Regions from separate parts of the Homo sapiens genome. Here region 1 is linked to region 2. A link is a contact called in ENCODE Hi-C data. All regions are on one chromosome and are shown on one strand. Each heading gives the region's core, a stretch centred on a gene start or an enhancer-like site at or near the end of the contact. The rest is flanking DNA. Distances are from core to core; before and after follow the strand shown.

Region 1 (5,497 bases), core at 2,742-5,241, 350 kb after region 2:
TTTTTTTTGTATTTTTAGTAGAGACGGTTTCACAATGTAGGCCAGGCTGGTCTTGAACTCCTGACCTCAAGTGATCCACCTGCCTCGGCTCCCAAAGTACTGGGATTACAGGCGTAAGCCACCACACCCGACCCTACTTTTTTTTTTTAATGAAAGAGATGGGGCCTCACTATGTTGTCCACACTGGTCACTAACTCCTGGACTCAAGCAATCCTTCTGCCTCAGCCTCCCAAATGCTGGGGTTATACATGTGAGTCACCATGCCTGGCCAAGAGTGATGGTCTTTCTAAAACGGAAATATGGTCCATGCACTTCCTTGGGAAAGTCATTCAGTGCCTCCTACTGCTGGCAGGATAAGGTCTCAAACTCTACCACCTGCCCCATAAGGCCTGAGGGCATGCAGCTCCTGCCCGCCCTCTAGTCATCACACACATGTCACCCTGCTGAGGAGAACTCCAGCCAGACCAAGTGGGAGGACCCAGGCTCCAAAACTCCTCCAGCACCAAACGCTGTGTCCCAAATCTGTAAAGCTCTTCACCTGGCTGAGTCCTGTTTCCTCTCTCAGGAAGCTTTCTCCAGCCTTCTAAAGCCAGGATAGGGTGCATGCCGGGCCCCTTCATAGCTATGCGTTTTAATGATCTGTTCCCCCAGCGGAATTCTGAGTGCTTTACCTGTTGTATTAATCCATTCTCACACTGCTATTAAAAACTACCTGAGACGAGGTAATTTCAGAACAAAAGAGGTTTAATTGACTCACAATTCCACAGGGTTAATAGGAAGCGTGACTGGGAGGCCTCAGGAAACTTACAATGGTCGAAGGAGAAGCAAGTACCTTCTTACCATGGAAGACCAGGAGAGAGAGAGTGAGGGTGGAAGTGCCAAACATTTTTAAACCATCAGATCTCGTGAGAACTCACTACCATGAGAACAGCATGGGGGAAACCTGCCCCCATGATCCAATCACCTCTCACCGGCCTCTTCTCCAACACTGAGGATCACAACTCGAGATGAGAGTTGGGTGGGGACACAGAGCCAAACCTTATCACCCTTAACCCACAACAACCTTATGAGGTGGATACTGTTATTATCCCCATTTTACAAACAAGGGAAAGAAAGCACAAACAGGTTAAATAACTTACCCAAGGACACAAAGAAGTAGCAACTGGATCCAGTCCAGTGTGGTCCCAGGCCCACATCGGTAACCACCATGCAGAGTGTTTCTTACTTCTCATTGTAACCCTAGTGCAGAGCCTGATTAGTATAGTTGATGTTAAGTAATTTTTGTTTACCTCCATATTGTTTACTCATTCAATAAATATTAGGTTTCTACTTCTAAGGTAGTCTGTAAGAATTAGCTTGAAATGATCAAATGAAAATATTATTGGCCAGGTGCAGTGGCTTATGCCTGTAATCCTAACACTTTGGGAGGCCAAGGCGGGCGGATTACCTGCGGTCAGGAGTTGGAGACCAGCCTGGCCAACACGGTGAAACACTGTCTCTACTAAAAATACAAAAATTAACTGGGCGTGGTGGCACACGCCTGTAATCCCAGCTACTCAGGAGGCTAAGGCAGGAGAATCATTTGAACCTGGGATGCAGAGGTTGTGGTGAGCCGAGATCACACCATTGCACTCCAGCCTGGGCAAAAAGAGCGAAACTCCATCTCAAAAAGAAAAGAAAATATTATTTAATGAACTTATTAATTTACACTTTCTGAAGACTTACTGTTTGTGCAGGCACACTGGTCTTAGTGCGAGAAATAGAGAATGAGAACAATACCTTTACCCTTGAGTTGACAGGCATGGGGGTTGTGACAGAAATAAATATTTTAAAAAGATCATCACTTTTTCATTCCTGTTCCTGAAGCCTTCGTGGATTATTTATGTCTGCCTTCTCCTAAAAATAATTCTATCCAGGATGCCCCGAGGATGTCATGCTGGAAGCTTCCTGTAGGTAACGAGGGGCGCCGCAGTGGTGCTAAGTGCTGAGGCTGCAGGTCTGAAGACAAAAGCCTCCAGAGCGTGACCAGGAATGGTTCGTTTGGCTGCAGCCACAGTAAGGAGCCAGTGCTGCCACCTGCTGGCCAAGAGCAGGTTCGCCCACACCCATTCTGTTGTTAGGAGGCTGAATCACAGCCAGATGGAGGAGGGAAGGGATTTTATCACAACTCGCTTAGTTTAGAGATGAGGAAACTGATGAAAAAGGGACTTGCCCAAGGTCACGTAACTGGTTTGTGGCATAGTCAGAACCGGAACCAAGTACAGGGTTCCTGCAAAACCTGATGCACGCTCCTCTGGATTCAGGCACATGGAACTTAACCTTCAAATTGCAGTATGGTCTTTTCTCGCTTTTTCCTTTCTCTCTTCCCTCCCCCCTTTCCCTCCCCTCCTCTCCTTTCTCCTCCCCCTCCCTCCTCTCTCCTTCCTTCCCCCTCCCCCCATCCCTCCCCTCTCCTCCCCTTCCCATCTCTCCTCCCCTCTCCTCTTTTTTTTTTTTTTTGAAACCAGTTCTCATCACTGCACTTCCAGGACAGGGGAAGCACTGGGGAATGAGGCATCCTAGCTCTGTGGAGGGAAAGGGAGCTGGTCAACATATGCTTTAGGTATTTGTGGGTTTGTTTTTAATTAATAAACTTTATTTATAGAGCAGTTTTAGACTCATAGCAAAATTGAATGAAAGGTAGAGAATTCCCATATAGCCCCTGATCCTACATACTCACAACCTCACCTGCTAACAGCATTCCCCACTACAGCAGTTCATGTGATACAATTGATGAACCCACACTGACACGGCATTTTGACCCAAAGTCCATAGTTTACATTAAGAGTCACTCTGCTGTTACACATTCTATGGGTTTGAACAGATGTATAATGATGTGAATCCTCCTTCAGAGTAATGTACAGAATAGTTTCATTGCCCTAAAACTCCCCTAGGTTCCTCCTGTTCATCTCTCCTCCTCCCACCCCACTGGCAACCACTGTCTCCATAGTTTTGCCTTTTCCAGAAGGTCACATAGTTGGAACCATAGAGCATGTGGCCTTTTCAGACTGGCTTTCACTCAGTAATGTGCATTTAAGGTTCTTCTCTGTTTTTTTCATGGCTTGATAGCTAATTTCTTTTTAGTGCTGAATAACATTCCATTGTCTAGATTTACCACAGTTTATCCATTCACTTACTGAGGGACATCTTGGTGGCTTCCACGTTTGGGTAATTATACAGTTGCTATAAATGTCCATGTGCAGGGTTTTGTATGGATATGAGTTTTCAGTTCATTTGGGTACATGCCAAAAAGCACAATTGCTGAATTGTATGGTAAGAATATGTCTGGTTTTGTAAGAAACTATAAACTGTCTTCCAAAATGGCTGTACAACTTCACATTCCCTCCAGCAACGAGTGAGAGTTCCCGTCACTCCACGCCCTTGCCAGCATTTGGTGTCTTAGATTTTGGCCATTCTCGTAGGTGTGTGGTATGCTTTAGTTTTTTAGTAATTTGGGAGATGAACTATTAGTTTCAGAAATCCTCACACTCATTAGCACTATCTACCCATAGAATCAAAATCACAGGGAAGCCTGGTGGTGTTGACTTACAGAAAACATGAATACTTGCCTGCAGTTCACAAAGGGCACAGGGGTGAGACTCATGCTTTTGGCAGCTGTTGGGCAGCTGAGTATAAACCAGACTAAGGTGGTTGGGGCAGAACCCCAGAGTACTGTCCCCTGAGCCTATGTTCAAGCAATGCAGAGTGGCAACCAGAGGATGCTAAACTCGAAGGAGATGACTTGACTTTATCATGATCACTGCCTGCAGTTACCACCAGGAAGGCCTAACACAGGGTGCAGGATATTTAAAGAGAAGGAACGAGTATAACCCAATAAGGAAGGCATAGGCTAGAGATAAAGGCCACCATCCAGAGAGAGTGCCCAAAGGCCTACCTTCCTTTGCCCATCAGCATTTAGACATATGTTTTAGTTTACTTCTCTCTCACTGGCTAAAAGCAGACCACAGTCGGTTTCTTTGTTTCCTGTCTGTACCGTCTGTTCTCTTTAAAGTAAAAAAAAACAAACTGTCTAAATACAGGATGGGGAGAACTTGTTAGAATACATGTGACAGTATTAAAGGCTAATGCTTATGGATCTCCTTCTGTATACTAGGCAGCAGGTTTTTTTAAGTTAAAAAAATTGTTTTTTTGGTTTTTGTTTTTGTTTTTTTTTTAGTATTTATTGATCGTTCTTGGGTGTTTCTTGGAGAGGGGGATGTGGCAGGGTCATAGGATAATAGTGGAGAGAAGGTCAGCAGATAAACACGTGAACAAAGGTCTCTGGTTTTCCTAGGCAGAGGTCCCTGCGGCCTTCCACAGTGTTTGTGTCCCTGGGTACTTGAGATTAGGGAGTGGTGATGACTCTTAAGGAGCATGCTGCCTTCAAGCATCTGTTTAACAAAGCACATCTTGCACCGCCCTTAATCCATTTAACCCTGAGTTGACACAGCACATGTTTCAGAGAGCACGGGGTTGGGGGTAAGGTTATAGATTAACAGCATCCCAAGGCAGAAGAATTTTTCTTAGTACAGAACAAAATGGAGTCTCCTATGTCTACTTCTTTCTACACAGACACAATAACAATCTGATCTCTCTTTCTTTTCCCCACATTTCCCCCTTTTCTATTCGACAAAACCACCATCGTCATCATGGCCCGTTCTCGATGGTCGTTGTCTCTTCGGAGCTGTTGGGTACACGTGCAGAAAGGCTGTCACTTCACACTTGGAAGATTGCACAGCGGCCAGGCAGAGGCGCTCCTCACTTCCCAGACGAGGCGGCTGGGCAGAGGTGCTCCTCACTTCCCAGACAGGGTGGTGGCCGGGCAGAGGCGCTCCCCACTTCCCAGACGGGGCAGCCGGGCAGAGGCGCTCCTCACTTCCCAGACAGGGTGGCGGCCGGGCAGAGGCGCTCCCCACTTCCCAGACGGGGCAGCCGGGCAGAAGCGCTCCTCACTTCCCAGACAGGGTGGCGGCCGGGCAGAGGCGCTCCTCACCTCCCAGACGGGGCTGCTGGGCAGAGGCGCTCCTCACTTCCCAGATGGGATGGCCAGGCAGTGGGGCTCCTCACATCCCAGACGATGGGCGGCCATGCAGAGATGCTCCTCACTTCCTAGACGGGGTGGCGGCCAGGCAGAGGCTATAATCTTAGCACTTTGGGAGGCCAAGGCAGGCGGCTGGGAGGTGGAGGTTGTAGTGAGCCGAGATCATGCCACTGCACTCCAGCCTGGGCAACATTGAGCATTGAGTGAGCGAGACTCTGTCTGCAATCCCAGCACCTCAGGAGGCCAAGGCAGGCAGATCACTCCAGGTCAGGAGCTGGAGACCAGCCCGGTCAACATGGCAAAACCCCATCTCCACCAAAAATACAAAAACCAGTCAGGCATGGCAGCGCGTGCCTGCAACCCCAGGCACTCAGCAGGCCTAGGCAGAAGAATCACGGGAGCCCGAGGCGGGGAGGT
Region 2 (5,344 bases), core at 1,042-3,541:
ACTAAAAATACAAAAAATTAGCTAGGTGTGGTGGCGGGCGCCTGTAATACCAGCTACTCAAGACGCTGAGGCAAAAGAATCGCTTGAACCCAGGAGGTGGAGGTTGCAGTGAGTTGAGATAGCACCACTGCACTCCAGCCTGGGCCATAGAGTGAGACTCTGTCTAAAAAAATAAATAAACAAAAATTTTTTTAAAAAGTACCACAGCCTCCTTAATTCTCTCCTCAGTGTCAGATTTCAAATATTCATGTTTCATTGTAAAATTGGATCATTTGTTCAAAACTACCTACAAATTATGTATTCCCATAGATAAGGGTTCCAAGGGAAGAGGGAAGAACAGGGCTGTATGATTTCTTAGGGGTAGCGCTTTATGAGCAAATGTTTCTCTTCTTGTATTTTTATTTCCATTAAAGTTGTTATGTTTTGAGCGATACTTTGTGATCATTTTTCTTTTCTTTTTTTTTTTTTTTTTTTTTGAGACAGAGTCTCGCTTTGTTGCCCAGGCTGGAGTGCAGTGGCATGATCTTGGCTGACTGCAACCTCCGCCTCCCAGGTTCAAGCGATTCTCCTGCCTCAGCCTCCCAGGCAGCCATGATTACAGGCACCTGCCACCACACCTGGCTAATTTTTTGTATTTTTAGCAGAGACGGGGTTTCACCATGTTGGCCAGGCTGTTCTCAAACTCCTGACCTCAGGTAATCCACCCGCCTCAGCCTCCCAAAGTGCTGGGATTACAGGTGTGAGCCACCGAGCCCAGCCTTTGTGATCATTTTTCTTTTCATTTTCAAGTAAATCAACTTAATATAAAAGTGCAGAAAAGTAGGAAAAAATCAGAATTGCCCATAATACCACTTTCAAACACAGCCATTATTAATATGATGGCAGATGGCTGACCAAAGTCTTTGTTATTTATAAACTGTAATCATTTTACATAACAACTTTCCACGGGCAGGTGCAGTGGCTCACGCCTGTAATCCCAGTACGTTGGGAGGCCGAGGTGGGCAGATCGCCTGAGGTCAGGAGTTTGAGACCAGCCTGGCCAACATGGTGAAACCCTCTCTCTACTAAAAGTATGAAAATTAGCCGGGCATGGTGGCACGTGCCTATAATCCCAGCTACTTGGGAGGCTGAGGCAGGAGAATCACTTGAACTTGGGACGTGGAGGCTGCAGTGAGCCAAGATTGCGTCATTGCATGTCAGCCTGGGTGACAAAGTGAGACTCTGTCTCAAAAAAAAAAAAATTTCCTGAAGAATTGTTTTTTTCATTTAGTATTATGTTATAATCTAAGACTTCATGTTATTTCATATATTCATATTTCATGTTACTTTGTCATTTTACTATTAATAAATATCCTTTTTAAAGGTTGCCTAATAAGCTTTCCACTATCTACATAACCATTCCCCATTGGTGCTCATTTGTTTCCAATTTTTCACCATTATAAATAATTCTAAGATGAACAGCTTCATTCCTAAAGCTTTTTACAGGATTGGAATTCCATCAATAATAGCTTGAAAAATGGGCCAGGTGCGGTGGCTCAGGCCTGTAATCCCAACACTTGGCGAGGCCAAGCTAGCAGGACTGCTTGAGCCCAGGAGTTAGAGACCAGCCTGGGCAACATGGCAAGACCCTCCCTCTACAAAAAATAAAAAATTAGCTGGGCATGATGGTGCATGCCTTAGTCACAGCTACTCAGGAGGCTGAGGTGCGAGGATCACTTGAGCCCAGGAGGTCAAAACTGCAGTGAGCCCTGACCGTGTCACTGCACTCCAGCCTGGTTGACAGAGTGAGACCCTGTCTCAAAAAAAAATAAGTGAATAAATAATAATACTTTGAAAAATGAAAGCTAAGACTAATAGTCCAAGAGATAAATCAGCAAAAGATATAAATAGGCAATTCGCAGAGACAGGAAAACAGATTACTTACAAACATATAAAAAGACATACTGGGAGCAGTGGCTCATGCCAATCCCAGCACTTTGGAAGGCCGAGGCAGGCAGATCACTAGGTCAGGAGCTCGAGACCAGTCTAGCCAATATGGTAAAACCCCATCTCTACTAAAAATACAAAAATTAGTCAGGCATGGTGGCATGTGCCTGTAGTCCCAGCTACTCGGGAGGCTGAGGGAGGAGAATCGCTTGAACCCAGGAGGCACAGGTTGCAGTGAGCTGAGATCGAGCCACTGCAATCCCACCTGGTGACAGAGCAAGCATCTGTCTCAAAAAAAAAAAAAAAAGAAAAGAAAAGAAAAGACAGTCTCAGTGCTAGCCAAGGAAATGAAAGTATGAAGTGACAAAGAGATGTCTCCTGTTTTTCACAGGTGGTCAGAGCGGGCTTCAGCTGTGCAGATCTGTCAGGGAAGGGCACTCCGGGCAGAGGAGCAGAGGTGGAAAGGCTGTGTGGTGGACCTGTGCCCAGTGTCTCTGAACTGCAAGCAGGGGTAGGTAGCATGAATGAGGGGAAGTTCTAGGAGACTAGGAAAGAGGGCGACAAGCGTGTGGGGTTGTTAGGTAGAACTTCCTTGGCCAGTGGCTTTTACTCTGAATGAGATGGGGAACAGCTGCAGGGTTTTCTCTTTTGACAAGGACACATTATGTTTTTATTTAAAATATGGTAATAACATTTCAAAGAAAAAATTAAAGCCAACTGGAACAAGGCAAGGTTCACAGTTGCCTTGGGCCCCTGGGCTAACTGGAGATGCCCCGGCAAGCCCCAGGACAGGCTTCAAATCAGCCCTAAAATCCAGGCTATACTGCCAGCCTCCATTACCTGTCTGCATTCAGCCAAACATAGTCATTGTCATCTCTTCTTCCCCTGGTCCTCAAAACCAAGCTCTTCCTACTCTTGCCCCATAAACCACCCAGAAAGTGGTTGTTTGTCCTGAAAGGGTGAAACCCATTCACTCTTTTGCTCCTTCCTCATCCATTAACACTAATAATCCCTAAGCCTCCATTTCTGTTATGGGCTGAATTTTGCCCCCTGAAATTCTTATGTTGAAATCCTAACTCCCAACACCTCAGAATGTGACCGTACTTGAAGAAAAGGTCTTGAAAGAGGTCACTAAGTTAAAATGAGGTCATTAGTGGGGGCCCTGATCCAATATGACTCGTGTCCTTGTAAGAAGACAAGATTAGGTCGGGCGAGGTGGCTCACGCCTGTAATCCCAGCACTTTGGGAGGCTGAGGTGGGTAGATAACCTGAGGTCAGGAGTTTGAGACCAGCCTGACCAACATGGTAAAACCCCAACTCGGCCGGGTGCGGTGGCTCATGCCTGTATTCCCAGCACTTTGGGAGGTGGAGGCGGGTGGATCACCTGAGGCCAGGAGTTTGAGACTAGCCTGGCCAACATGGCTAAACCCCGTCTCTACCGAAAATACAGAAAAATTAGCCAGGTGTGGTGGTAGGCACTTGTAAACCCAGCTACTCAGAAGGCTAAGGCAGGAGAATTGCTTGAACTTGGGAGGCAGAGGTTGCAGTGAGCCGAGATCACGCCATTGCACTCCAGCCTGGGCAACAAGAGCGAAACTCCATCTCAAACAAAACAAAACAAAACAAAAACCATCTCTAATAAAATACAAAAAATTAGCTGGGCATGGTGGTACACCATGAGGCTTCAGGAGGCTGAGGCAGGAGAATCCCTTGAACCCGGGAGGCGGAGGCTGCAGTGAGCCGAGATTGTGCCACTGCACTCCAGCCTGGGCGAGGGAGCAAGACTCTATCAAAAAAAAAAAAAAAAAAGATGAGATTAGGACACAGACATGTACAGAGGGAAGATGCCGTGAAGATGATGTAAAGACACAGGGAGAGATGGCCACCTACAAGCCAAGGAGTGGCACCTCACGAGTGGTCATGTGGTGGCCATCCTTACTAGGAGAAAATGTCACGCACTGTGCTGGGCAGTGAGGGTGGAGGTGACAGACACAGATGTAGCCTCCCAGCCGAGCAGAGAGGTGGGCAAGGAAACAAATCATCCCACGAGAGAGGGGCACAGGGTGCTAAGGAAACATGAGGGAGGGACGATGCCTGCAGTCACGCTCTGGGAGTAAACAATGACAGGCAAGTGATCTCCTTTGGTGAGCAGGTTGCATGTTTCAGTTCCCTCCGCTCATTCCACCAAGAGCCCCCCAACGCCAGTGGACAAGTCTCTCAGGTTAGCAGACAACACTTGCTATATGCCAGGCACATAGAGTGTAAGATACACACACACACTTGCATACATATGTGTATATACACACACATAAATAGAACAATACAAACATATATGTATGCATGTACATATATACATAGAGAGCAATATGTGTGTGTATGTGTGTGTGTGCATATATATATATTATAGATATATATTATATATATATATATTATAGATATACAGAGAGAAAGACACTTATTCTTACCTCTTGTTGCCAACTTGGACATGTAGCTTTCTCTGGCTGACTCCAGGGACTGATGCTGTAACAATCATTGTCATACCAAACATTTGCTCTACACTTTCAGTTTACAAAACCCTTTTATATTTTTTATTTCATTTGATCCTAACAACAATTGAGTGAGGTAAGCCGGGTAGATCTTATTTGCTCCACTTTGCAGATAAAGAGACTGAAGGTCAGGGAGGTGAAGTGACTCTCCCGCAGTCAAACAGCTCATGTGTCAGAGCCTGGACGAGAAGCCAGGTCTTGCCGGGCCTTTGTTCTTTCTCACGCAGCACACTGCCCTCAAGTTTTGCTCTTGAAAATTAGCACCATTTCAAAAAAATCTACTTTCGAGCAAACCCCTTATGTCAAAATTCCAGGCAGTATTTTGCCATTTCTCTGAGAATTTAATTTTTTCTGAGGATAAACTCTCACAGTATACAGAGAAAATAATGTAAATGTCCATCAACTAGGAACCTGATAAATTTTGGTGTATTCATATATAACCGTTAAAAAAAACACAACAGATAATTCTACATGTGCTACCATGAAAGATCTTCAAGATAATTAGGTTTTAAAAAAGGTGGCCAGGTGCAGTGGCTCATGCCTGTAATCCTAGCACTTTGGGAGGCTGAAGCTGGAGGATTTCTTGAGCTCAGGAGTTTGAGACATAGCAAGACCCGTCTCTGCAAATAATGACAATAACAAAATTAGCTGGGTGTGGTGGCACACACCTGTAGCCCCAGCCCCCTCCTCCGGAGGCTTAGGTCGGAGGATCACCTGAGCCCAAGAGGTGGAGGCTGCTGTGAGCTGTGATCATGCCACTACCCTCCATCCTGGGCAACAGAGTTAGACCCTGCCTCAAAAACAAAAACAAAAACAAAAAAAGCTCTAGATACTTGTGTATGAAAAAAACACTATGTAAGCTGCATATATAT

Evidence for each region. A loop is a pair of places that touch in the nucleus more often than their neighbours do. Pooled maps may share reads with other maps.
Region 1: a map of ascending aorta shows a loop between it and region 2 (4-fold over the local background). The contact joins two enhancer-like sites. A Hi-C loop is called at or near these places in 2 of 168 maps with a recorded cell type or tissue (OCI-LY7 and ascending aorta) and 8 of 50 pooled maps.

What each region holds. Positions count from the first base shown.
Region 1 is chr1:167,801,445-167,806,941 of GRCh38, forward strand. No RefSeq gene overlaps it. Among named protein-coding and RNA genes, the nearest start is that of MPZL1, 82 kb to the left of the region's middle. Within about 2 kb of position 3,992, at least 3 of the 41 ENCODE cell types and tissues checked have a DNase peak (open chromatin) inside an H3K27ac peak, as active enhancers do.
Region 2 is chr1:167,448,695-167,454,038 of GRCh38, forward strand. The region is part of intron 1 of CD247 (CD247 molecule); the gene reads right to left. Among named protein-coding and RNA genes, the nearest start is that of CD247, 67 kb to the right of the region's middle. Within about 2 kb of position 2,292, at least 3 of the 41 ENCODE cell types and tissues checked have a DNase peak (open chromatin) inside an H3K27ac peak, as active enhancers do.